Linked DNA regions of Homo sapiens: region 2 is linked to region 1. Evidence: chromatin loops called from intact Hi-C (ENCODE). Cell type or tissue: IMR-90. All regions are shown on one strand. Links, peaks and the distances in the headings refer to the core of each region. The heading gives the core; the rest is flanking DNA. Region 1 holds the start of MAGI1 (membrane associated guanylate kinase, WW and PDZ domain containing 1). Region 2 overlaps MAGI1 (membrane associated guanylate kinase, WW and PDZ domain containing 1).

Region 1 (5,372 bases), core at 95-5,094:
TACACATGCAACAAAACGAAATCTCCAAAATATTTTGTTGAGTAACAAAAGCCAAACACAAAAGAGTACATACTGCATTAGTTCATTTTTATGAAGTTGAAGACAAAATTATTCTATGGTAGATCTATGGTGCAGGGGGAGGGGGGAATTAACTGGACAGGAACATGAGAAAAATTTCTGGGGTGATGAAAATGTTCTCTATCTTCATTTGAGTGATTAACATGAGTGCATACATCGCTTAAAACTCATCAAATTATATATCTAAGATATGCATTTTACTATAGGTAAATGATACCTGAATACACATAATTATATATAACTTTGTAAAGGCATTTTATGACAAAGTACTGTCTTCCCCACTTAAAATGAACCAACTCCAACCTGACAAAGGACTGTCTTCTCCATTTAAAATGAACCAAGTCCAACCTGGCAGATCCATTGAGTTTGATTCCTGCACAATCCAGTCCTGTCACAGACAGTTTTGGTCCATGTATCTTTCCAGAGAACTGCCATGAAGTAGAAAAACAGAATTTTCTCCCACCATGTAGACAGTATCCAGAGTGATCTGTGTCCCTGGAAGTGGCTAACTTGGGATGCAAACAACACAAAAGTAGTATTTTTCTTTACCATATACCAAGTATGAGCCTGCTTGATATGACTTTAAAAGGCACAGTAATGAAGACACATTAAGAGCAATTCTGTCATACAATCTAAATCATATTCTCAACATGGAAGAGGGAGCAGAAAACTGGTGAAATGGTTTCTAGGGCCATCATTACTGGTAATGAAGACGTCAGAAGATCCAACTGTGCCTGTGTAATTATTACATGAAATAGTCACTTTCAGACTGCAATGAATTCCAGGCCATTCAGGTTTCCCAATCAGTATCATATTTCTATCCCATTACAAGTAGATTCACGTACATCCATCCATACATACATATACACACACACACAGAAACATACCCACACACTCGCCCCTGCTGTGAACAATCTGTGCACAAGGGGTGAAGAGAGCTAACACCTGGAGACACTACAGTTTCCTTTCAACTCAGAGGTGTCTGTTTCCAAACCCACTTGATTATCTCACCAAGCCTTCCTAAACTCCATGATGAGAGAGCCCTGGGACATCGCCTCCCAGAAATTTGGCAACTAGTGGAAGGAAGAGACACAAGCCCATGCAGCATCTTGCACACTGCAAACACTGCAAGCCAGCCCCTATTCAGGACCCGTTAGACACTGCGAGGCATCCCCCTAGTTGGGCAGGTACCCTTGCCTGTCCTTCCTCCACCCTTTCTCCAAAATGGTCCTGAACTGAGACCTGCAGCTGCTCCCATCCTATGCCTTCACACAGTATTTTCTCTACAGCCCTATCAAGTCATAATTATCCAGGTTCCTGACACTAAAAACTAGTTTCAGAAATAAATAGCTGCTAAAATCAATTCAAACATAAATAGCTAATCTTTATGGAGCACTTACTATGTACAGGCACTGTTGGGTGCACTTTCCACGTGTTAGCTTATGTAATACCCACAGGAAAGCCAGTGTGAGGAAGACGCATTGTCAGGCCAGGAAAGGTTTTGAACCTCAAGCAAAACCTGGAGAGGTATGCCAGGAATGAGGCACAATCTCTCCCTTTAATGAGCTCACTACCTTGTATGGAAATGAGGACCTAACTCAGAGTTCAGAGTAAGTAAAAAAGCCACAAAGTAGACATTAAAGGAGCCCAAAGGAGGAAGAATTTGTGCATCCTAGCAGGATTCTGGAGGGCTTCTTGGAGGAGGTATCCCAGTGGAGAATGAAGTCATAAATACAAGGAGCTTTCCATAGCTAAGTGTCAGCTCCTCAGCTCCCAAAGCTGCTAAAAGGCCAGGCGAGTCGGCCGCCCCCTCCTCCATTTCATCTGGAGCACGCCTGTTTCCAAGAGAGGACCAGCTAGGCCCAGCCCTTCCTTTGACACATTCCTCCAGCTGCTGCCTGTCCTTATGGAAACACATGGGAACTTTTCACCATGTTCAACTTCACGACTTCCTTCGGTGCTTTCACTGGGGAGAACCTGCGTCATGGCACTTGCTTGCACAAGGGAGCCCTTTAAGGGCCTCAGCTGGTCTCCATTGGGTTGACATGAGGACAGCCCCTTGTCTGTACCAAAGTGAGATGTAAGGGACCTACATCACCAGCAGCCAGCAAATGCATCTTTTAAAAGGCCTCTACAGATTTCTGAGAGAGGAATTTGCTTCCACTCCCTCCTCAGGAATCAGCCCCTTCAGTGCGGTAGGGTCATCCCCCCACTCCTTCCTCCTCCATACTTAAGGCTCTGCAGCAAGGGCTCAAACCCTCGCTTTTGGCAACTGTGTGACCTTGAGCAAGTCACTTAACCAGTATCAATCCCAGTTTCCTTATCTCTAATTTGGGGTATATAAATAAGAACAACTCGTTCTTAGAACTGTTGTGAATCGGAGTGAGATAGTGCAAGTAAAGTATTTTACACAGAGCCGGGCATGTAGTAAACCAACAATGAATAGTAGCTTCATTTTCATCATCAATAATGACGATGATGGTGGTGGTGGGAGGGTAAACTTGGACCCGATTCGAGCTAAAAGCAAGCACCCCTTCCCCCTCTCCCCCTCCCAAGTGTATGGCTGAGCCACACGGTGGAGACACATGCGTCATCCGGCTGAGGGGTGAATGCAGGCTCTTCTGGCGGCGGGCTCAGGAACCGCCAGGCAGTGGTGTCCTAGCTCACCTGGAGGGGTCGCGGGGTGAAGCAGATTTTCTGATGGGGGAGGTCCAATAAACTACAGACCCTCTCTTTCTGTATACCCACTCAGCAGGTATGGAAACTGACTCGTGGCCAAAGAACGCCAGCTGCATCCCTCCCCCAAGGAGCCAGGACAGCGTCCACCATGCCCCTGACTCAGTTCCCCAACTCTCTCTCGGGTGCAGGCGAGACTGCGCTGCACTTAGTGGCGGAGATAACAGGTTGGCCAGCCAGGCCTGAGAAACGTCCCCCCGCTACCTTGCGCAAACCCAGCCCCCTCTTCGAAACGCAGGTGGGCAAACAACCCTCAACCTCGCAACAACTTTGTGTATTTCACCGCCACCACAGGGCGCACGGCCTCAACTTCTCTTCACTGCGCTCCGAGGAGGGAAGCAGGAAATCGAGAATAAGGGGCAGCCCACAGACCACCCTCCTTTTCTCGGGGCGCCCCCCAAAGGCGCGCCCTGCCTTACCTTGTCTGACGGCCTTGAAGGTGACGGCCTCCTTGCAGCTGTCGATGACCCCCAGCACGTCATAGCGGGGCAAGCCGGACACCCGGACCCCCTGCACCTCCAGAAGCAGCTCCCCTTCGCCCAGCCTCGGGCCCTCGCCGCCGCCGGGAAGCCCCGCTGCCTCGACCGCCGCCACCGCTCCGACGTACGGAAACTCCCCGTGCTCCGCGCCTCCCAGCACCGTCACCCCCAGCTCGCCCTGGGGTCCCCGCTTCACGGTGCATTCGTGAACCCTGCTAGTCCAGTGGTTCTTCTTCTGGATCACTTTGGACATGATGAGTTACACCCCTCCTCCAAAAAAATAAAACGAGAGACAGGTGCCCCCCACAGCACGAGCCCCCAAGCCTCCGCTTGTTCATGGGAGAAACATCTCTCCCCAAATCACAAAACAGGAGAGAGAAACTTGGCAGCCTCGCTCCCCTGCACACGCTCGCGCACTCAAGCCATCATAAAACAAACTTTCTGGGCTTCCCCGCGAGCCCCGCACAGGCGCCCGCGAGCTTTGTTTGCATTCCGGTGCCTCTGGGTCCACGTTCCGGCGCCCGCCCGTGCTCTCCCGGACCAGAGTCCACTCTGCGCCGCTCGGGTTATTTTTTTTTCCTTCCTTCCTTTCTCTCTTGCCTTTTACAAATGCGGTGCCTCCTCTTTGCCTCCCGCCCGGCTCGCCTCTCCTCGCTGGCAGGCTGTTACTGAGGGTGAGGGAAGCCCTTCCAGCCAGTTGCCGGGAGCCCTGAAGACGCGGTGGCGGGGCGGCGGGGAGCAGGGCGGGAGGTAAGTGCTCGCGGCCCCTTTAAGCAGATACAAAGGCTCGGCTTGTTTTGTTACAGTTCATTCTATTCCGCGCCGCGGAGCGCAGCGGCCGGCGACAGGAGACGCGCGCGCATGCGCCCCGCGGCCGCCAGCCGGCCGGCCCACCCCTCCCCTCCTCCCCGAAGGGAGAGATTCCAACGTGCTTCCCGATGGGTCCTAAAACCGACCTGCCGGGAGAAGGCAACTCCCCCCCAACCCTTCCTGAACCCCTATCCTCTCTCCTTTTCTTTCAGTGCCCTGGACTCCGCGGATTCCTTTGGGGCTGGAGGGCCGCACACGTGTTTTACTCCAACTGTTTGCAACTTTTGAAACCCGGGCAATCTGGCTTTGGCATTTGAAAACCATTTCAAACAGGTGGGGGTTGGGGAGGCTGCCACACTCACCCTGGCGCTCACACTCACGCACACGCGCACGCACTCGCGCCGGCCCTAAGCCTCCTAACCGCCCTCGGCCAGTGGCTGGCCAGGCTGTCGGTCACCCAGCCCGGCTGGTTCGCCGCCCCCCTTGCCGCAGGTCCCACTGAAACCCCCGAGACCCGCCCCGGGGCGCTCGCCGCCTCCCTGCCTGCCCTGCGCTTGCGGGTTCGGGTCCTGGCGCGGGGTCTGCCAGGGTCTCTGCGACCCGGGGGAGGGGGACGGTGGGATCCTCCGGTTCCCCAACTGGGATCCCTGTGCGGGTCACACGCGCTCTTACACACACCCGCATCCTTAAACTTTGGGACCAACTTTTTAGGACACGGGAAACTACAGGCAAGAGAGAGAAGCCATGGTGCTAGTGTGGGTTCAGGTATTCAACCAAAAAAGAGATCCCTCTAGCTTTTCAACTGCCCTGCCAGCAGAGACTGCTGGACCCAGTCAATCATCTGCCCCGGCCTCAAGTTCCTGGCAGGGCCGAGAAGCCTGCGGACCTACTCCGGGGCCAGGAGATAAGGATCCCCGCCGGGCGCGGACATGCCCTGCGTCCTGGCGCCCGCGGGGGCGTGAGAGAACTCGGAATTCGCAGCCCGGGGGTAGCTGCGGCCTCCGGAGGTCGCCCGGGGGTGCGGATGGAGTGACTTCTGTCCCGGCGAGGTGGCGGACAGAAAGACTCCCATACCACAGGAAGGCTGCCCTTCCCAAATACTCCTCAAATCAGGCTGCTGAGTAGTCTCCCCAGCAGTTTGTTTTCCTCTTTAGTGATGTATAATTTTGTTCATCTTTGGTCACAGGAGAGATTCCAAGAAATGAGGGGGGTACGTTGAAACGATGAAGAAAGGATGGACACAGCAGTCGAGGTTGAGAGGTAGGCTCA
Region 2 (5,372 bases), core at 157-5,156, 150 kb before region 1:
CTATAATGACAGAGCAATATATGAGACAGAATCTCAGTCCCCAACCTTGCAGAATCACAGTAGCGTAGGACTGTTACATGGCTAGACCGTTACATAAGGTAGAAATGAACTTCTACTATATTGAAGCCACTGTGATTTGAGGTAACTGCTAATGCAGCCAAACCTATATGTTGGCTGATACACAGAAAGCTTGAACAAAATAACCAGTATTGAACCAGTAAACTATTAATTTCTCCTACCTGATCCTACACATCTCTTCTCCAAAAAACATTTCAGAATGGGTATACACCACTGTCATTTCTTAATAATTTAAGAAAATAAAGTACCTAGTTAATGTCAAAGGCTTCTGTGCAAACTCATAAAATACAAGGTGCACTTAAAATAAATATAAAATACTGATTAAGAATAGTCTAAGTTGAAACCAAGATTCTCAGACATGAGTAAAATAAGTATGTATGCCATCTCAAAAAAAGATTCCAAAGATCATATGCATATTTTTATCTGTATAGAAAAATTGAAAAAATATATCCCAAACTGGTTGCCTCTGGAGGATTAGAATTTTAGGTTGAGAACAGAAGGAGATAACAGGAAAAATTTAGTTTTCTACTTTATATTCCTGTGTTTTATTTGAATTTTTGCCACAAACATGTATTACTTTAGTAATACACAAAAACTACAAAAATAAAGCACATATTAGAACTCTGTACAGCAGACTGATACCAGAAAAAAAAAAAAAAAAGGGCAGGGGCAAGAGGGGGAAATAAGATTTCTATCTACAAATAAAACCACAGCCTTCTGAATTCTGGGATGTAAATTCATAAACCTGTAACTTCTACTGTGCATTAAAAAAAACTATAACATACCATAAAACCTGTATCTATTTCTTTAACTTCCTTACCTTTACCAAATACCACAATTTCTCTTAGACAGAGACAGTAAACATAAAACTCATGAAAAACTAAAGAGACAGAAAAATAAAAATTCTATGTCTGGTTAGGACGTTAATAAGCTCACAATCATAGGACACCACTATTATCTAAGGCACAGTGTTTTCAATTTGGATAGTAAGTCAGTTCATCTTTGAGCTTCGATCAATGTCTTAAAGCTTTCAAGACCACATGAGGATATGGTACATTGCCCATTATCTCACTTACTGAGTGACCTATTATTCATTGAATTTATTTCCACACAAGAGAACAGCATAGATACAGTATCCTAAATGATCATGCACATAAAACAAACATTAACATCATATTCATCGTTAGCAACTATTAGAACCTGTATATTACACTCTCAATAACTGACTGTATCATTCAAGTTGATATTAGTTCAATATGGTATATTCTGTGTTTCATAAAGAACCTATCACCAAACTAAGATTTTTTGAGATCAGCAAAACCCAATCTTTATAAAAGGTGCCCAGTTGATTAGCGAAATTACCTTCTCTCTACTGTGAAAACAATTCCCACTATCCAACCTGATGGTAAGAAAGCTGCTACATAATTGTGTGTGAAGGCCCTGAACTTCAAACATTCCTAGAACAGATTTTTCCTAATGGTGACAGGACTTAAAATCTAAGAAGCCATATGAAGCATCAGAACCCATCTCAATAACTTTACAAAAGCACAAGAATAGTCAAGGAGAGGTTGAGAAAGGAAGACTATGTCTTTCATCTTCAGAGTCAGAGCCAAGGGAAGTACTGAGCAGGGAATTAGTATATGTCTAGCATTGGCAACCAAAGTATTCAAGAGGCCCATTATAAACCTTTATGTCCAAAAGAATTCCTATGAGGCTACGTTAAGAAGAAAAACATGTTGGAATACATTGCAAGTTACCACTGGCAGATGTTAAGAAAATAAAATTATACAAGTAGTAAATGGGATAAAATTTTTAATGACATTAGAAATGAAAGGAGATTTAGAATTAAAACTAGCAACTGGATTCACAAGTCTTAAACACACACATATACACAAGTACATACACATTTAAGAATCTTTAAGATTTTTTTTAAACACTCAAAAATGAAATACTGAGTTTAAAGAACTAAAAGCTTTAATTTCTCCTTTCTAAAAAAAAGAAAAAAGCCAGAAGACTGGCCAGGATGCCCAAGACCTTCCAATTCAATGCTCCCAAAAACTATGAACCACAAAATCTGACAGATGGAAAATGGTTATTCCAAGGGGTTTGGGATTCTACAGGTACACCAGAAATTATCTGTGCGCTAAAAAAATGTGAGTAAAAGTATTTTCTATAATATACAGATGCCATATATGTGTGTATGTTTATGTATATATTTATATATGTGTGTATGTATACATATGTAACAAATATAATATTACAAAGATATAATGTATAATGACCTCTATAGGCTAGTACTATTCATTATCAGATTCATAGCAGTTTTCCAAAACCAAGAGACGCTAAAAGTACAACTAATATTAAGTAAGCATCTGTGAAACTTTCTGAAGCATAGCCTCTAAAAGACTGAAACCACCACACTAATCCAGAGTGATCCTTCAGTTGACCTGGCTGATATAATGTCCATGGGTCAGAGTGAGATGGCTGAATTAAATAAGCAAAGAAAGTAATCATCTGATATGTAGGAGAGAATGTGGGCAAGGAGATGGGAAAGATCCATCACTTTAAAAAGGCAAGAACCCCTTCTGTTTCTGTCTTTTTAGAAGACCAGTTGCTGCTACATATTTTGTATCTGCACAGACTTTTCTCTTCTGGGCTTAGCGACACACTCAACATTTTCAGTACAGAGTCATGATTCTCTGTTCTCTCCTCTATTCAGCTACATCATGAGTCATAGTAATGACTATTCTTGAATACCACTGGTGACGTTCAAAAAATTCTAAGCTCATGCCAACCAACTTTTGAACATCTGTGAGGCAGGGGAGAAATACTCGCCTAAAAGCTGCTGCCAGAAACAGTAGTCTGCATTCCAAAGTCAGTGCAACACAGGAGTTTAACTTGGGAGGCCTTAACATAACAGTAAGTAACACAACAGTGAAAGAATCTGTACTAATAAGGAAAATAATAATGTCAGTTACCATCTATTGAGAGCTACTATATTGAGAAAATTTACACTCATAGTATGGGGGCATGGGGGGTTGTCAGGTAAGGCTTCCTGGAGGGGGAGCCACCTGAGCCAACACCAAAAAGATAAGCAGAATGTACTGGTATATACAGAAATGTATTGGTATGTGTTCACAACAGAGAAGCATGAGGATGCTGCCACATGTATGAAGATGGTCACTGCAGTGTTCCTTATAAAAGCCAAAGCACACAAGCAAGCTTTGTGCCTTTCAACAGATTGTTATCTTAATGTCTACCTCATGCTGTTCACAGAAAAAAATAAAAGTGGGCAACCAGTTTTTAGCTCCAGATGACATTAAAAACTCATGATATGCCGGCCAGTCGCGGTGGCTCACGCCTGTAATCCCGGCACTTTGGGAGGCCGAGTGGACGGATCACGAGGTCAGGAGATCGAGACCATCCTGGCTAACACAGTGAAACCCCGTCTCTACTAAAAATACAAAAAAATTAGCCGGGCGTGGTGGCGGGCGCCTGCAGTCCCAGCTACTCGGGAGGCTGAGGCAGGAGAATGGCGTCAACCCAGGAGGCGGAGCTTGCAGTGAGCAGAGATAGCGCCACTGCACTTCAGCCTGGGCGACAGAGCGAGACTCCGTCTCAAAACAAAAAACAAACAAACAAAAAAACTCATCATATGCCTTCCCAACTCACACACAGGCACACACACACACCGAGGAGGTCAGAAACATGTTCTTGTGCATCCAACTTCAAAACATTAAGCTTTATAAAATTCAACAATATTTTTCTCATTTCATGTCTGAACAAGGCCCAGCACAGATCCAAGGACCAAAATTTCCCAAAGGACTTGCAAGAACATTCCAACTTTAACACCACATCCAACGCAAACACTTCTTTAAAAGAACGAGCAGATTCACATAGCCAAAAACTCAGGAGTTGAACAAGTCACAAAATATCAGCCCATCCATTTATAAGAGGTACAAGTTGAGAACCACTATGGTTGAAGGATCTTGCCCAAGGCCAGTCATACAGCTGGAATGGCAACCCAGATTCCAATTTTAGAACTATCCCAATAAGCTACATTGATTGAACTCCTCCTATTGTACTTGTCAATAGACAGCTGGAACAGCACAAAACATTAACTTGGAAAGAAAAACAAAAATAAAATGTATCGCCTCGTTTGTTTAGACAACAAAACCTATTCCAGCCTGGGCAGTGGTTCACACCTCTAATCCTAGCACTTTGTGAAGGCTGACAGGCAGGAGGATTGCTTGAGGCCAGGAGTTCAAGACCAGTCTGGGCAACACGGCAAAACCCCATCTCTACAAAAATTACAAAAATTAGCCAGGCACGGTGGCATGCACCTGTAGTCCTAGCTACTTGGGAGGCTGAGGTGGGAGGATAGCTTGAGCTCAGGAGGCAGAGGATGCAGTGCGCCATTACACTTCAGCCTGGGCGACTGAGTGAGCCCCTGTCACAGAAAAACACACACAAAAAAAAAAAAAGGAAAGAAAGAAACCAATAACAAGAAGAAAAAAACTATTCTAATGGGTTTGTAACATGGACAACTACTTGCTCTTTAAAGAATGAGACAGATAACTGTAATGGTAAGAAGTCATTTACTGAGCACCTATTACAAATCTGGTAATATGCCAGGCGCTACCACCCATCACTGACCAATCACTGAACTAGGACTTAGGTAAGCACCATCAATAAAACCCTTAAAGCACAACGGGAAGAGAAGCCTGGGCTGCTAGCACAATAAGCCCCAACAAACTAAAATGTTAGATTAAGGGACAGAAGTATTTTCTACTTCATAAGTTAATTATACATTACCAAGGTTACTTTTCCCCACTATTTTGCAGGAGTCAACGTGATACACAATATAACCAAGGGTGACAAAAGCAACCATACTCCAAAGTATTCAGCAAAATACTTGACAAGCAACATGCATGACAATAGCCCTAAGGTGTTGGAAGACTGGGATACAAACCCCTGTTGTCTGGGGCCTGTTGTGGGGTGGGGGGAGGGGGAGGGATAGCTTTAGGAGATATACCTAATGTAAATGATGAGTTAATGGGTGCAGCACACCAACATGGCACATGTATACATACGTAACAAACCTGCACATTGTGCAAATGTACCCTAGAACTTAAAGTATAATATATATATATATATATATATATATATATATATATATATATATATATATATATATACCCGTGTTGCTCCAATTCAAATTTGTGACAAGTAACCAGTTATTATAGGATTATGCTGGACAATGAGATACACCCCCTCCCATATTGTTCTAAATA

The links. Hi-C counts contacts between places; a loop is a spot of excess contacts. Peaks named below come from ENCODE experiments on the same cell type or tissue, not always from the same donor. Only the 100,000 strongest peaks of a DNase experiment are listed, where the experiment ranks them.
Region 2: a loop joins it to region 1, with 7 times the contacts of the local background. A loop is called at or near these places in 16 of 110 quality-filtered maps.

What each region holds. Positions count from the first base shown.
Region 1 is chr3:66,034,763-66,040,134 of GRCh38, forward strand. It overlaps MAGI1 (membrane associated guanylate kinase, WW and PDZ domain containing 1), which reads right to left and starts at 4,156. Exons shown (of 23, transcript NM_001033057.2): 1 at 3,234-4,156. The coding sequence starts at 3,546. It overlaps LOC105377128 (a long non-coding RNA gene), which reads left to right and starts at 4,191. Exons shown (of 2, transcript XR_001740440.2): 1 at 4,191-4,436; 2 at 5,290-5,372. RefSeq lists enhancers at 686-1,515, 1,516-2,343, 2,344-3,171 and a silencer at 4,124-4,243. In IMR-90, for the core only: a CTCF peak has its summit at 2,643; DNase peaks (open chromatin) are centred at 2,649, 4,189 and 4,529; H3K4me3 peaks cover 3,904 bases; H3K27ac peaks cover 2,140 bases.
Region 2 is chr3:65,886,667-65,892,038 of GRCh38, forward strand. The region is part of intron 1 of MAGI1 (membrane associated guanylate kinase, WW and PDZ domain containing 1); the gene reads right to left. The region is part of intron 2 of MAGI1-IT1 (MAGI1 intronic transcript 1); the gene reads right to left. Among named protein-coding and RNA genes, the nearest start is that of MAGI1-AS1, 4.5 kb to the right of the region's middle. In IMR-90, for the core only: no CTCF peak of the experiment used is centred there; a DNase peak (open chromatin) is centred at 2,875; H3K4me3 peaks cover 292 bases; H3K27ac peaks cover 400 bases.